Regions from separate parts of the Homo sapiens genome. Here region 2 is linked to region 1. A link is a contact called in ENCODE Hi-C data. All regions are on one chromosome and are shown on one strand. Each heading gives the region's core, a stretch centred on a gene start or an enhancer-like site at or near the end of the contact. The rest is flanking DNA. Distances are from core to core; before and after follow the strand shown. Region 1 overlaps MED12L (mediator complex subunit 12L). Region 2 overlaps MED12L (mediator complex subunit 12L).

Region 1 (6,648 bases), core at 2,445-4,944:
ACACACTTGAAATCATTCTATTGTTGGACTAAGATTACCTACCATTATTAAAATGAAATGTCAGTGGGGCTTATCTACCTAGGAATATTGATATATTGACGGGCAAGATTTTTCTTGGCCCTTTTACCATCACTTTCCAATTTTAGTTTTAGAAGAATATCCTTCATTTAGTGATTGGACTTAATATGGTGGGTTGGCTTTAACTTGGGGGAATGTATGTTAACATTTAGCACAGCAGAGGGCAGTGCATGAATACCCGTGGTCATGATCTTTCAAAAATCCTTAGACAATGTGTTAGGGTTCTACAGAGAAATAGAACCAATAGAAAAAAAGTGTGTGTTAAGTGTATGTATATATATGTGTATGCGTACATATATGTTTATATCTACCTAGAGAGAGAAAGGGGGGGAGAAAAGAGAGGGGTATTTATTTTAAGGAATTGGCTCACATGATTATGGGGCTGGCAAATTTGAGATATTCAGGGCAGGCTGGAGACTCAAGGAAGAACTGATGTGGCGGTCTTGAGTCCATAGGCAGTCTGGAGGCAGAATTCTTTCTTCCTCTGGGGACCTCAGTCTTTTTTTTTTTTTTAAAGACAGAGTCTCACACTGTCACCTGGGCTGGAGTGCAGTGGTGCAATCTCGGCTCACTGCAACCTCTGCCTCCTGGGTTCAAGTGATTTTCCTGCCTCAGCCTCCCGAGTAGCTGGGATTACAGGCACCCACCACTATGCTCAGCTAATTTTTTGTATTTTTAGTAGAGATGGGGTTTCACCATGTTGGCCATGCTGATCTTGAATCCTGATCTCCTGATTCGCCTGCCTCAGCCTCCCAAAGTGCTGGGATTACAGGCCTGAGCCACCGCACCCGGCCGGGACCTTAGTCTTTTAAGACTTTCTATGGGCTAGATTAGGCTCACACACATTATAGAACATAATCTGCTTTACTCAAAGTCTGTTGATTTAAATCTTAATCACATCTTAAAAAAATCTTTTTAGCAACAACTAGACTGGTGTTTGACCAAACAACTGGATACAATAGCTTAGCCAAGTTAATATCTAAAATTGATAATCACAGATAATTTTTATCTCACACATATCTAGCAATAGATTGTTTCATGAATGAATTGCCCCAAAACTAGGATATTCAGTTGTTTTTTTCCTCAGCCTTATTTGGGGAGAAATAAAAAGTTTGTCTTCTTTTCACAATGAAAACTGCCGATGATAATATCCAGCCTGTGCTAGGCACTAGGACTGCAGAGTTAAGTTTTAAGACACCTTCAATACCTTAGTTAGCTGATGGCAAGCATCTTTGATATTTCAACTGGCTTTTGGGAATGCATATGTGGAAAGAAAAGATGAAACAGCAACAACAACCACCATCAAAAACCTTTCCTTCTCTTACCTTTATGTGAGCCTGATACATATTCCAGATTATTATTCTTTTTGGAATAATTTTTGATTGATCACCCTGCTTCTCAAAGATATGGTTCAAGACTAATGGTGCCAGCTAGGATCATTCAGAACGTTGAGAGCAAGGGACTGATTGAGTGTGCTTTTTAAATTCATCGCGAGTTCAGTAGCAATGCCTCCCTACTTCAGTGGAGCATGCTGATATAATCCTCTGCTTACTGAGGCAAGTTAGAGTGCTACGTGCTCTTTTTGGGTGGAAACCTTAAAGTGTGTTTTTAGTAAAGACTTTCTTAGATAAAAGACTTCATGAATACTAAGATTTTTAATACATATAGGTGAGTTATCTGGAAGGAAAGTAGGGATACCCAAAATTCAGGGGGATCTTGGATTGTTTAGCTTCTTGCACTAAGTATTGAGTAAAAGCTACATTGTTTCCTGGTGAGGGTTTTACCAAGATTATCATAACCACCTTAGTTTTGTGGTTAGCCTGACTATATACCTTCAGAGTGTATGCACTGGCTAACTTCAGGATTATTGCCCCATTCACCTGCAGACACTTAAGTTACAGCACTCTCAAGAAAAAAATAGGGGTGTTTTTTCAAAAAAATTCAAGGGCAGAAATTATGTTGCAATCTTTCTGAATGAAATCACACTGTGAGGTTCTTTGTAAATCACAGATATCTCCGGAGTGGGTGCTTGCAATGAGCCATTAGGGTGCAAGAAGGTTATTAGAACTTCTGTTCAGATTATAATTTTCAAAAGCTTCTTTTGTCTCTGGAAATGAATGTAATTATTATGATCGTATAGGTATAGAAGTTATAAATAAGTGTGTGTTGAAAGTTTTTACTAAAAAAACTCTTTGAGCTGAGAGGGTGTGTGGGAAATGTTTGGAAATCACTGCCGGAAGCTTCCCCTACCTGAGTGACTTCTCCAGGATTCAGAGAGGTGCGTGCCACCAGAGGGCGACATGTGCTCAGGACTGAGAGTCCTGGAGGCTCTAGGCACGCACATTTCTGGAAGGGCCATCAGTGTTGCCCCATTTAGCAGTAATTATTTTGAATGTTGACTCAACTTCAGAAAGACTTGATGAAAACTACGTTTTCAACCCATAATTCAGATTGGTCACCTTTTCTTAATAGTCTGGCAAAAAGGATAACAAAATAGATGGATCCTTCTGTAATACTTAACATTAAATTATTATTAGTATTTTTCCAAGACAGTCTCAGTCTGTTGCCCAGGCTAGAGTGCAGTGGTACTGTCTTGGCTCCCTGCAACCTCTGCCTCTCAGGTTCAAACAATTTTCATGCCTCAGCCTCCCCAGTAGCTGGGATTATAGGTACATACTACTGTGTCCAGCTAATTTTTCTATTTGTAGTCAGGCTGGTCTCAAACTCCTTGCCTCAAGTGATCCATCTGCCTTGGACTCTCAAAGTGCTGGGAGGTGTGAGCCAGTGTGCCTGGACTAAATTAATTTTTAAAATATGTCGTTGGTATCTGTATGTATGGTATATGCATCAAGGTATATATGTATATGTAATCAAGTTTTATCTCTCTATTTACTCCTTAACAGGGGTTACTGTTTTCTTTTTCTTTGTTTTTTTTTTTTTTTGTTTTTTTTTTTTTGAGACGGAGTCTCTGTCTGTCTCCCAGGCTGGAGTGCAGTGGCGTGATCTTGGCTCACTGCAACCTCCACTTCCTGGGTTCAAGCAATTCTCCTGCCTCAGCCTTCCAAGTAGCTGGAATTACAGGTGCCCTGCCGTCACGCCCGGTTAATATTTTTATATTTTTAGTATAGATTGGGTTTCACCATGTTGGCCAGGCTGGTCTCTAATTCTTGGCCTCAAGTGATCCACCCGCCTTGGCCTCCTAAAGTGCTGGGATTACAGGCATGAGCCACCGTGCCCAGCCCTGTTTTCTTGACTGCAGAGTCACTTTGCGTATTTCTGGAATTCATGCATGTGCTGCAGCATCATGTTAACTGATCAGCTGGTGATCTTGAGTAAGTTACTCAAGGCTTTGTGCAATAGTGCCCTTCCTGGTTAAGTAGGCATAGAGTACTTGCCCTTTTTTTCTCTAAGGAAACATGAACACTTTGAGAATTATAAGGCACTATACAAATATGTTTTAAAAATTGTTAACAATAATAATATAGCAATTATTAGTATTATACTGGAAGAACTAATGTGATGATGCTGTTCTCTGATAAGGAGTTACGTGTGGTTAGGATTCAGAAATTGGTCTCACTTCTTTAAAATATACTTCCCCTTTTTTGTTTTCATAATTCATTCAGGATTTAGATAGCACGATAGATAAAACATGATCAACTTCTGTAGTTGCAATAGGTTGGAGGTTTGCTGTTACTAGAAGTCGTGTCTAGGTAGGCCTAGGCCCCAGGTTGCATAGCCTGCTTCTTCACATCTGTTGGGAAAACCTGAATTTCACCCTCCTTGATTCCTTAATTCCCTTTTCTCTGGAACTGCGACAGGGAAATGCAGTCCTCTCTACTTCCTTGTAGGGAGGGGAGAACTTCTGTCTAAATGGGAGAAGTTTGTGTGTGTAATCAGTTTCAGTATTGGTGAAAGCCTGTTGAAAACTGCAGTGCATGGGATGAAGGCATCCGAGGCCTGGGCCCTGCCTTGTGGTTGGACTGTGGTCATGAGAGTGGGAGTAGGAGCTGATTCTGTGCCCACATTGGGGTGTGCCAGGCTATGTGGTGTGCCTTCACTGATTCCACATGGAATGCACTATTTCTTTTTTTCTTTTTCTTTTTTTTTTTTTTTTGAGATGGAGTCTTGCTCTGTCACCTAGGCTGGAGTGCAGTGGCGTGATCTTGGCTCACTGTAACCTCTGCCTCCTGAGTTCAAGCCATTCTCTGCCTCAGCCTCCCGAGTAGCTGGGATTAATAGGCGCCTGCCACCATGCCCGGCTAATTTTTCTATTTTTAGTAGAGATGGGGTTTCACCATGTTGGCCAGGCTGTTCTTGAACTCTTGACCTCGTGATCCACCCACCTCAGCCTCCCAAAGTGCTAGAATTACAGGCGTGAGCCACTGCACCTGGCCTGGAATGTGCTAATTCTTTACTCTCCCTCCCTGTTGCCCTTTACCGCCCCATTTCCTTGGCCACTGTTTCTGTGTCTGGGCTTTTGGGTATAATGGCAAGGGAGGTGAAAATAAAAATCTCAAAAACCTGAGTGTTTCCTTATTCTAGATCTGTGCTGCTTAGTTTTCCATTCAGAGTAGTGTGAGATATAAAGATGGTAATACTGAGGTCAGGGCTCATGTCCCACAGTGGCCAGGCAGGTAGTGGGAATGAGTCGGGGGATGCTATGTATAAGGCAGCCTGGAGGTGGTGGGGGTTGAGGTGTCTGGGAAGTGGGCAGACCCTGTCTGAAGAGGGAAGCCTCTCAAATTCTTAGATTCTGCTTGGGATCCACTGTTCCCTGATCATCCAACATTTCAAGAGAAGCTGGATGTCAAGATCTGCATGTAAACTTTCCTGATTTTAAAATACTGTGCAGCCAGGCAGTGTGTCTGCTGGCCATATTCACTCAGATGCTTGTCACTTTTCAATTCCTGGTACATGTCTTCTACAACATGTACTCACTTATTTGCTTGTTTAGTGTTTCAGAGCCATTTCTAGTCTGGGTGATGGAGGTGGCAAATCCTGACATCCACACAAAGGAGTCGTTATGTGGACAGTGGGACCCCTGGTTTCCACATGCTCACTGAGCCTGTCACTTGTGACCTCACCTCTGAGCAGCTGGAGGAGGAGTTGCTCTCTTTGCTTTTCAGAGGCCTCAGACCACTTCCTTCCTCTTGGCATCTCTCTGTTTGGGATGAGTGTGAGCACGGAGGCAGCTGCATCTTTAGGGTGCCTCAAGGACATGGATAGAAGGGACAGGCTAAAGGTGGCAGGAAGAGCTGCCTTTTCACTTCTCTCTTTGGGGGTCCCAGGAAGCCAGCTTTATCCTGAGTAATGAAAAGATGGAACCGGCTGCACTGGACAGAGTGTTCCTGCAGCAGCATGTGTGTTTCCTCCTTCCCTGCTGCTAAAACCACACACCCCAGACGGGGAAACTTACATATTTATTGTTTGGATTTGTTTTATGCTTAGACTATTCGTGCAGAATTCTTTGAAAGGTTGTGATGAGTTCATAGTGATGTTTTGAATGGCAAAGGCCCTAAGTTTAGAAAATGTGCTTTCCTCACCTGTGGCACAGAGTGTCCCAGGCCCAGCCAGGTTTGTATCAGTGCAGCTGGCGAACTCTGCTTCACCACCACGATCCAGAGGACAAAAGCTCGCTTTCTGTCAGTGCTGGGCTTGTTCCACATTTGTCTTCCTGCAAGCGTTTCCCTGGGGTCTATGTTTCTTCTTCTCCTCACCTTATGCACATTATCAGCCCCAAGTACCATGCATGGGGCCCAGGAGATGCTCAGTCGCATTTATTGAATTCATTTTTTAGACCTCATTAAAAAGCTACTCGGGCAGTGAACTGGAAGGGGAAGCACCCCTATAAGATTTGGCTTGGAAAGGTAGAGATGAATACAGTCATGGAATCTGTATATATCAGTCTTAGACGAATGCTTAGATTCAGATGTGGGAGAGAGTACGTGCAGGTAGAGGTAGGGGTGTGGCTGACAGGGGAGCTCTCTGCTGTGAAATCAGCAGTTTAGTGTATTTCTTTAGGGACATTGGACAATTCACGTATTTTTGATGAGTCTCAGTTTCCTCATTTTGTAAAATGGGCATGCTATTTCCTGACGATGTGAAAATGACATGAAATATTTGATTGATAAACCATTCAAATATTTATAGTTCCCAGCATGTAAATGGGTACTTAATAAACACTAGCTGCTATTATTACTGACTGATGTATATAGAGTTAGTTAAAAACTGCAGAATTGGAAGGAATATGATCAGAGACTCATAGTGGGCCCCTTGGGGCTACTGTGGGCACACACAGATACCCATCACGCAGTCTACTAATCATAAGGCACAGCCAGGATCTTTTGGGCTTTTTACATTTGCTGGTTTTCATGAAGTCTTTACTCTCTGTAGGGAGGCAGTTGGATGGCATTGATCCACTCAGGATGGGGTAGCTGCAGGACCATGTTGTAAAGGAAATCATGTTCATTTAAATGCTTAGGTTTTGTTGTTGTTTAAGGAAAAAAGTCAGTTTCTAAAACCAAGACTGCAGAAAGTCAAATAAGGCAAAAGTCAAGCAAGCAAGGAAAA
Region 2 (6,648 bases), core at 3,471-5,970, 260 kb after region 1:
ATAGATAGAATCAGGGCATGTGGTCCCCTATATTGTGCCTCTCATCTGATTCTTCCTACAGAGCCTGTATTTGCATGGCCCTGGGAATTAGCACTTTCTTAAAGTTAGTGCCTCACTCACTCATCCTGCCCAGGCCCGGGCTCTGAGGGTGGGATTAGCGAACCTTCATCCTCCATCATATGGGGAGGGTATAGTCCCAAATGAGCCCTAGTCCTAGGGCACCACCCTGCCTCACCAGATTATTTTCTCCCATTTGTGCAAGGCACAACCTGTAGTCCTTGAACAAATCTTCCAACCAGAGAGCTTTCATTTTGCCAGTATTAATATCATGATACTCATGAGCTAGCTGGTGAAGGGTGAGATGACCAGGATCTTTGAGCTGCTGAGCTACGTCTGTAGTGTGGAGTTCTTCATTGGGGCTCTTCAAATAAATGCCAACTAATAACCTGGAGCTTGGGTTCCTGAATAGATGGGGTACTTCAGATGTTCACCAGATGCACAACAAGGTGTAGATGAAAATTAATCCACACACAGTTGTCATAGCCCTTTTTTCGTGAAGTGTTGAGAAGTACCTTACAGACTGGCCCTGCGAGTTAGTCTCTGTTCTTGTCTGTGATTGGCACCATGGAATGATTTCTGTCCTTTCTCCTGTCGCCATTACAGTTTCCCAGGCAAGGCTTGCAGCAGACCCAGCAGCAGCAGCAGACGGCCGCCTTGGTGCGGCAGCTCCAGAAGCAGCTTTCCAGTAAGTACCCCTGTGTGTCATGGAACAGACAGCTCCCGGAAAATTAAAAATAAGCCAGCGAAACGTAAAGTGGCGGCTCTCCCAAGATGGTACCATCTTCCTCAGTACAATGTTCATGTTATTTGGTTTAGCCCAAGGTATTTTCATTCTGTCTTCGTTTGGTTTTGGCTTGAATGCTTCCTTTCCTGGGAAAGCCCCAATTTTTCTCAAATTCAGTGAAGATACTTTCTTTTTGCTTCCACCAGAATCTAGAAATATTTCTTCTCATTGGGGGGACTCCTATGGAATCAAAGGTGTCCTTTGTTTAAAGCTGGAGAGTTCAGGGAGCATCAGCTAATGCCCTTAATTATACAGATGAATAAAGTTAGCTGGCCTCCCGAAGATCTTCAGATACAGGGAGGCCAGCACTAAACTGTCAGACTGTGAATGTTCTTACCACTGCACCATCCTACCCTTCTGATAGTGACTCATAAATCAAAACCTATAACATCATACACAGCATGATCGAGACAGTGTTTTCTCCCTAGTAATCTTGCCTGTAGTGCTGGTGTGGTGTTTTTGTTTTGTTTTGTTTTGTTTAATGTGCTGCCTTTCTAGAGAATTTACCAATAGCCCATTTCATCATACCTCATCTCAATGCCAGCAGTGTGCTCCCATGAATTGAATCACCCCTGGGCGGGTGTCATAGGACGGAAAATCCTTTTAGAAATGGGAGCAAGCTCCCTGTGATGCAAAGAATATTAGCCTGGAAGTCAGAAGACGTAAATTTTGGTGTCAGCTTGGCTGCCATTATCTGGATTGTGTAGTTTTTCCATCCGTGCAATGAGTGAGACTAGCAGTTTCTTCTTGGTCTTGGATTATGTACTTGTGAGGTACCAGAGGGAAGACTAGTTTGTGGTGAAGGCAGTGGTGCAGGTCTGGTAGCCTGCTGAGACATAAGGAAACAGGTCATGTAATTACTGAGGGGCAGCTTGGTTTTAGTCTTAATTTTCTGCCTGGCTGCTGTGTGAGTTGATTTTCTGACAGAGGGATATCCCTCTTACACCTTAGTGTCTGTCTCTACCAGTGGATACCCAAAATTTTTTTTCTTCTTTAAAAATATTTTCCTCTTATGGCCTCATTTAATGTCAGTTAAATCAAGTAAATCTTCATTTCTAGCTACTGTTTACTGTTTAATAGATCTGGTCTATTAAAACACATTTGTAATTAAAATCTCATTATGTTTCACTAATTCCAGAATCCTTATTCTTATAGAAAATACAATCTTAAGGCAGATTTTTTCTTCTAGTGTTTAGAAATAGGTAACTATGATTTTTATAAAGTGGCATCTGTTTGGGGAAAGATATCTACTCTTAGTTCCTGTCTACCAGAGCTCAGCTTTTTGTTAAAGCCATCATTTATGGAGGACTCTCTAGGACCCAGGCACTAGGACTTTCCATGTATTGATTTACTTTATTTTTAACCCACCCTGTGAGATTATGTATTATTACTGTTCCCACATTACAGATGAGGAAGCAACTGAAGAACGGGAACATTGACTAATTTGCCCAAGGTTTTTCAGCTAATAGAGCTGAGGCTTGAGCTCAGAAGCATTCCTTCCAGAGCCCACCTCCTAACCACAGTATATACTCAGCTGCCTGATAAGCAGTTATGCCACACTCCATTGTTGAAGGGTGGTGACTAAACTGAGCTGCTCACCACACAACTCCAGAGGGCTCCTTTGATAGCATGGCCCATGTGAATGGGGCCTCCGGATTTGAATACTCCAGAGTTAAACAAGCAGTAGCTGTTTCTAAGCCCATGTCATTTTTTGGTATCTACTGACCATTCCTTGTTTCTGTATGCATGTGCAGGCATGCATGTCTACATAGGCACACGCTTGAGTCATCACACACGGACAGTCTTGCACCTGCATATACTCTTGCACAGTTCTGTTGTACATACCTTATGGCTATTTGCAGAAAATTGCCCAGTTCCAATCTAATTTTTTCTTACCAATTATGTGTTAAAGTAGAATTGCTGACTTTCATAAGCATTTTGAGAACTTTCAATGTTTTATGAAACTTTTACTGTATTCCTTTTGAAAGTTAATACCAAGTAGTTTAGTTCAGAGGGAGACACTCTGGATGGGCCAGTAACCTAAATCCTGCGGCCTTGCATTGGCAAGTGTGGACTGTGAATAAAGGTGTCCCCTCTGCAGGGTGGTACTTGAATCCCACCACAAGGGTTTTTCAGGGCAAGGATAGTACTCTCCGGCCATTCTGTTTCCCTGTACCTGCAGCTGGTACTGAGAGCAGTGACAAGAGGGTAGCATCCATCTGTGCAATAGTTTTGTGTCTGTAATTTTGGTTCAATTTATTTTTCTCCTTAGGCAACCAGCCACAGCAAGGAGTGACTCCGTATGGGCATCCTTCACACTTCTGAATCTGCAAGAGGAGAAGACATGACGTTTTATGTTTGCACTGAAAAACAGAAAATCAAATTTAATGCATTAGTCATCTTAAAAATGTCCCTTTTTTTCATTTCTTTGACATTTTACTATATTTTATGCTACATCTCACAAAAAAAAAAAAAGGTGTTTAAACAAAAAGCCAAGGAGAAGTTGTGGTTTGATTTTGTTGAATTCACCTTTAAAGTAGGTTTACAAATGTGAATCATGCAGGCAGGCCTACTCCCGGAAGAGTGTGCTAGCAGACCTTTTGAAATTGGTGCTTTTTTTGAATCTCACATTTCTAGAAAGAATGGATTATGATGGATCTAAGGTATTTATGTATTTCATTCATTAATGATGACGTTGTTTTTTTTTTTTTAATTTTATTTTCCAAACTGTGCTGGACCAAACTACTGATTTGAAAGGCATGTCAGATCTTGACAGAAACATGGCCTGTTTATTCTGCATTCACCTGTGATGGTGAAACGGACATTTATTTGCATCGCTCTAATTTGAAATGTTTGTAATCTCATAAGCACTTTATAAACTTTGTTCTTATTTATGTAGGACTCTTCTTTGCTTTTGTTGTGGTCAAAAGGTGCTGAAACAGATTGTTGCTTCGTACTTAAACTTCTTAAACCAAGAACCTAAACCAAGGTTTCTTTGAGAGCCGCCCTAAGATGTGCGGAAACCTGTTAGAAGTAGCTGTACTCAAATTTGTTTTGAGGCAAGATCATTGATGAGAGTCATTGTGAAGGTACAACATGTAAATCCTAAAGGCCTGAAAGAACTGCAGTGGAATCGTCCAACTATTTATTGCCAGTTTTGGTTCTCCTGAACCTTATGCCACCTTAAGGGGAAAAAAAAATCCAGTAGCTGGCTTGAGATTCCAGTGCTCACACTTGACATGGTTTCCAGAGAATCTGGCCCCAAAGTCCAGAAGGCTCTGGTTTTCATAAAAGGTGTATTTGCTGTTTATTTTGTATGGTAAGTATTTGCTCTTTTGAATTTAATTATTACTGTCAGTGTCAGTCTTGGTTGTGTATTGCATATACTGTATTTATAAATTGGTGCAAAAAGCACAAGTAAATTATACATCAAATTTATTATAAAGAAATAGTAACTATTTTAACTTTGTTCAAGTATGTGGTAATTTGCTCCTATTAGAGTAAAAAAGAAACCAGTAAATTATCAGTTTGTGTAACTTAAGAGTATTCTATATAATATTTTTTTAGATTTAGATGCATAAAATTTTGAATGTGAAAATTGCAGGGCATTTTAAAACATATGTGGGGGATATTTTCCCATGTTCTCTGTTATTTCATTTTCTTTTGCCATATGATTTTACATATAATATAGTCAAGCATACTGTGAATAGACTTGTCTATAATGAGCAGACCATGTAAATCTACTTTTTTTAAAATGTAGCTAGTACAACTTTAGTAGACATTTTCTTTTGCAAATCATTATCTATAAATAATTTATATCTTCCTGGGTGAGTTACTCATTGCAAAGTTTGACTCATGCAAATGACCTCAAATACATGTCAGCTTACTTTGCTGTGGCAACATCCATGTGAACTGCTTTGTACACTGTGAAAATATTTCACTCCAGCCTGCCCATTTTGTGTTTACTCTGGGCTGGAAAAGACTTTGCCAAAACATTAAAAACTATTCTTTTCACTAAATTAATAGTCTATCTGCTTTCAGAAGATGTATCATCTATCTGTACACATTTTTGCTGGTTTTGTATATCAGATTTTTTCCTCTCAAGAAACATACTTAGATAAGCTAATGAAGTTGTTTTCTTCAAAGTAATATATCTATATAATGACTGCATTGGCAAATCAACCGAAATGTGAATGTTGTGCCTAGTGAGTGAGTCATGTTCCATCATTATTTCTTTCCAAATTTCTTTGCCAGTTCAGTTTGAACCATATATTTTGTAGCTCAGCATTGCAAACAACAGTAATACTGTTTTAAGAATGAGTGTTATAATTGCATAGCATTTGTATGCACTTTATACTTTGCAGAGGTGAGTTAAATTATTAATCATTTTGCACATGAAAGCTGTGGGGCATATCTTTTTTCTTTTTTTAGGTGAGGAAGTTATGCTACGACTCTAATTAATTCCACGATTCTATTGAAAGTTGAGGAATGCTGTTTTACCCCTGCGCATTATAAAGAAAATAACTAGAATTACTTTAGTCTTCAGATTTTCTCCCTGTTAATTCTGTATCTTGAGAGGTTTCTTTTTTTTTTTTTTTTTTTTCTTTTCTTGCAAATGCATTCTTTTGCATTAAGATGGTCACAAGGTAAAGCCCTGTGGCAGAACCTGGTACTTTACCTTACCAGAGGAAATTACCTTAGAATAAGATGGAGCGAGACCCCAGCTCCCCTTAAAGACAAGACCTTGAAATCAAATGGAGTCAGCTATACCTATCAATCAATCACAGTTCTTGGATATAAGAAGCCCATAGACTCTCTTGTTTACACTGTAGGCTTTTTCTTAATAGGGTTGCATTTGTCAGTCATTGCATTTACCCTTCTTGGCCTGGAAGTAGAGGAGATCAATGCGTAGCTTTGACCACTTCCAGCCACAGGGTACTAACATCAGACATAAGTTGCAACCAGGTCACATTTTAGGCTGAGATGGGGCTAACTGAAAGTCAGTGTGATGAAAACCCAAGGGCGCTATTCCACATGTCTCAAATGATTGGCAGGGGCTAACTTATTAGTAATTCTCGGTTTTGTGCACTGAGATATCTAAGACCTATGGCATTTTTTTCCCATTTATAAAGCTCCTATAATTCTTAAGTAAGTACTAGGTGAATGTTTGAATAGATGCTGGAGAAATTACACTGGAAAACCCCACCCCTAGATTTAGATAAGATCAATCATTTAATATTCCCCAAATTAATTCAGGTTGAATTAAGCATGTAATATAAATTCAGTGAATTACAAAAACACATTTTGTGTAGGATTGATCAGATTTTAAATACAGTGAAACTTCATTATATATAATAGACCTAGACCCTCCCAAGCATTTTCCCATCCCATAAAGAATTAATGAAATGAAATGCTTATAGAGCAACGATTCCTGCTCAGAAAAATTTCCTTATAAACAGCTCCAAACCAGGGGTGCCTGAGCTAGATTTTAAAGTTATAAAGAAGTTTCATTGTATTTTTAAAACCTTTTTAATGGGTGTATTTGGACAAAAATAACCCCCTTTTCACATTTTATGATGTGCAGGTATTACATTGCTTTTTACATGTGGAAAAGTGAGCCTGCATTTATTTTTAAATGCAGTTATTAAAACATTTTTGTATTCCCCATCAATGAAAATTTTCAGTGTGAACAAATGGTGAATCATAAGACAGTTCAGTGCTTATTTTCTGTAGGTTTTAGCAAAAAAATTTATAAACCACAAAATATTTATACATCAGGATGGTAAATTTACATCATAAAGATT

What was found. A loop is a pair of places that touch in the nucleus more often than their neighbours do. Pooled maps may share reads with other maps.
Region 2: a loop to region 1 is called in a map of mammary epithelial cell, with 4 times the contacts of the local background. The contact joins two enhancer-like sites. A Hi-C loop is called at or near these places in 4 of 168 maps with a recorded cell type or tissue (IMR-90, PC-3, PC-9 and 1 more) and 11 of 50 pooled maps.

What each region holds. Positions count from the first base shown.
Region 1 is chr3:151,166,102-151,172,749 of GRCh38, forward strand. All of the region lies in intron 11 of MED12L (mediator complex subunit 12L), which reads left to right. Among named protein-coding and RNA genes, the nearest start is that of GPR171, 34 kb to the right of the region's middle. Within about 2 kb of position 3,695, at least 14 of the 41 ENCODE cell types and tissues checked have a DNase peak (open chromatin) inside an H3K27ac peak, as active enhancers do.
Region 2 is chr3:151,429,636-151,436,283 of GRCh38, forward strand. MED12L (mediator complex subunit 12L) reads left to right here. Exons shown (of 45, transcript NM_001393769.1): 44 at 664-745; 45 at 3,117-6,648. The coding sequence ends at 3,169. It overlaps IGSF10 (immunoglobulin superfamily member 10), which reads right to left. Exons shown (of 8, transcript NM_178822.5): 8 at 6,568-6,648. Among named protein-coding and RNA genes, the nearest start is that of IGSF10, 28 kb to the right of the region's middle. Within about 2 kb of position 4,721, at least 2 of the 41 ENCODE cell types and tissues checked have a DNase peak (open chromatin) inside an H3K27ac peak, as active enhancers do.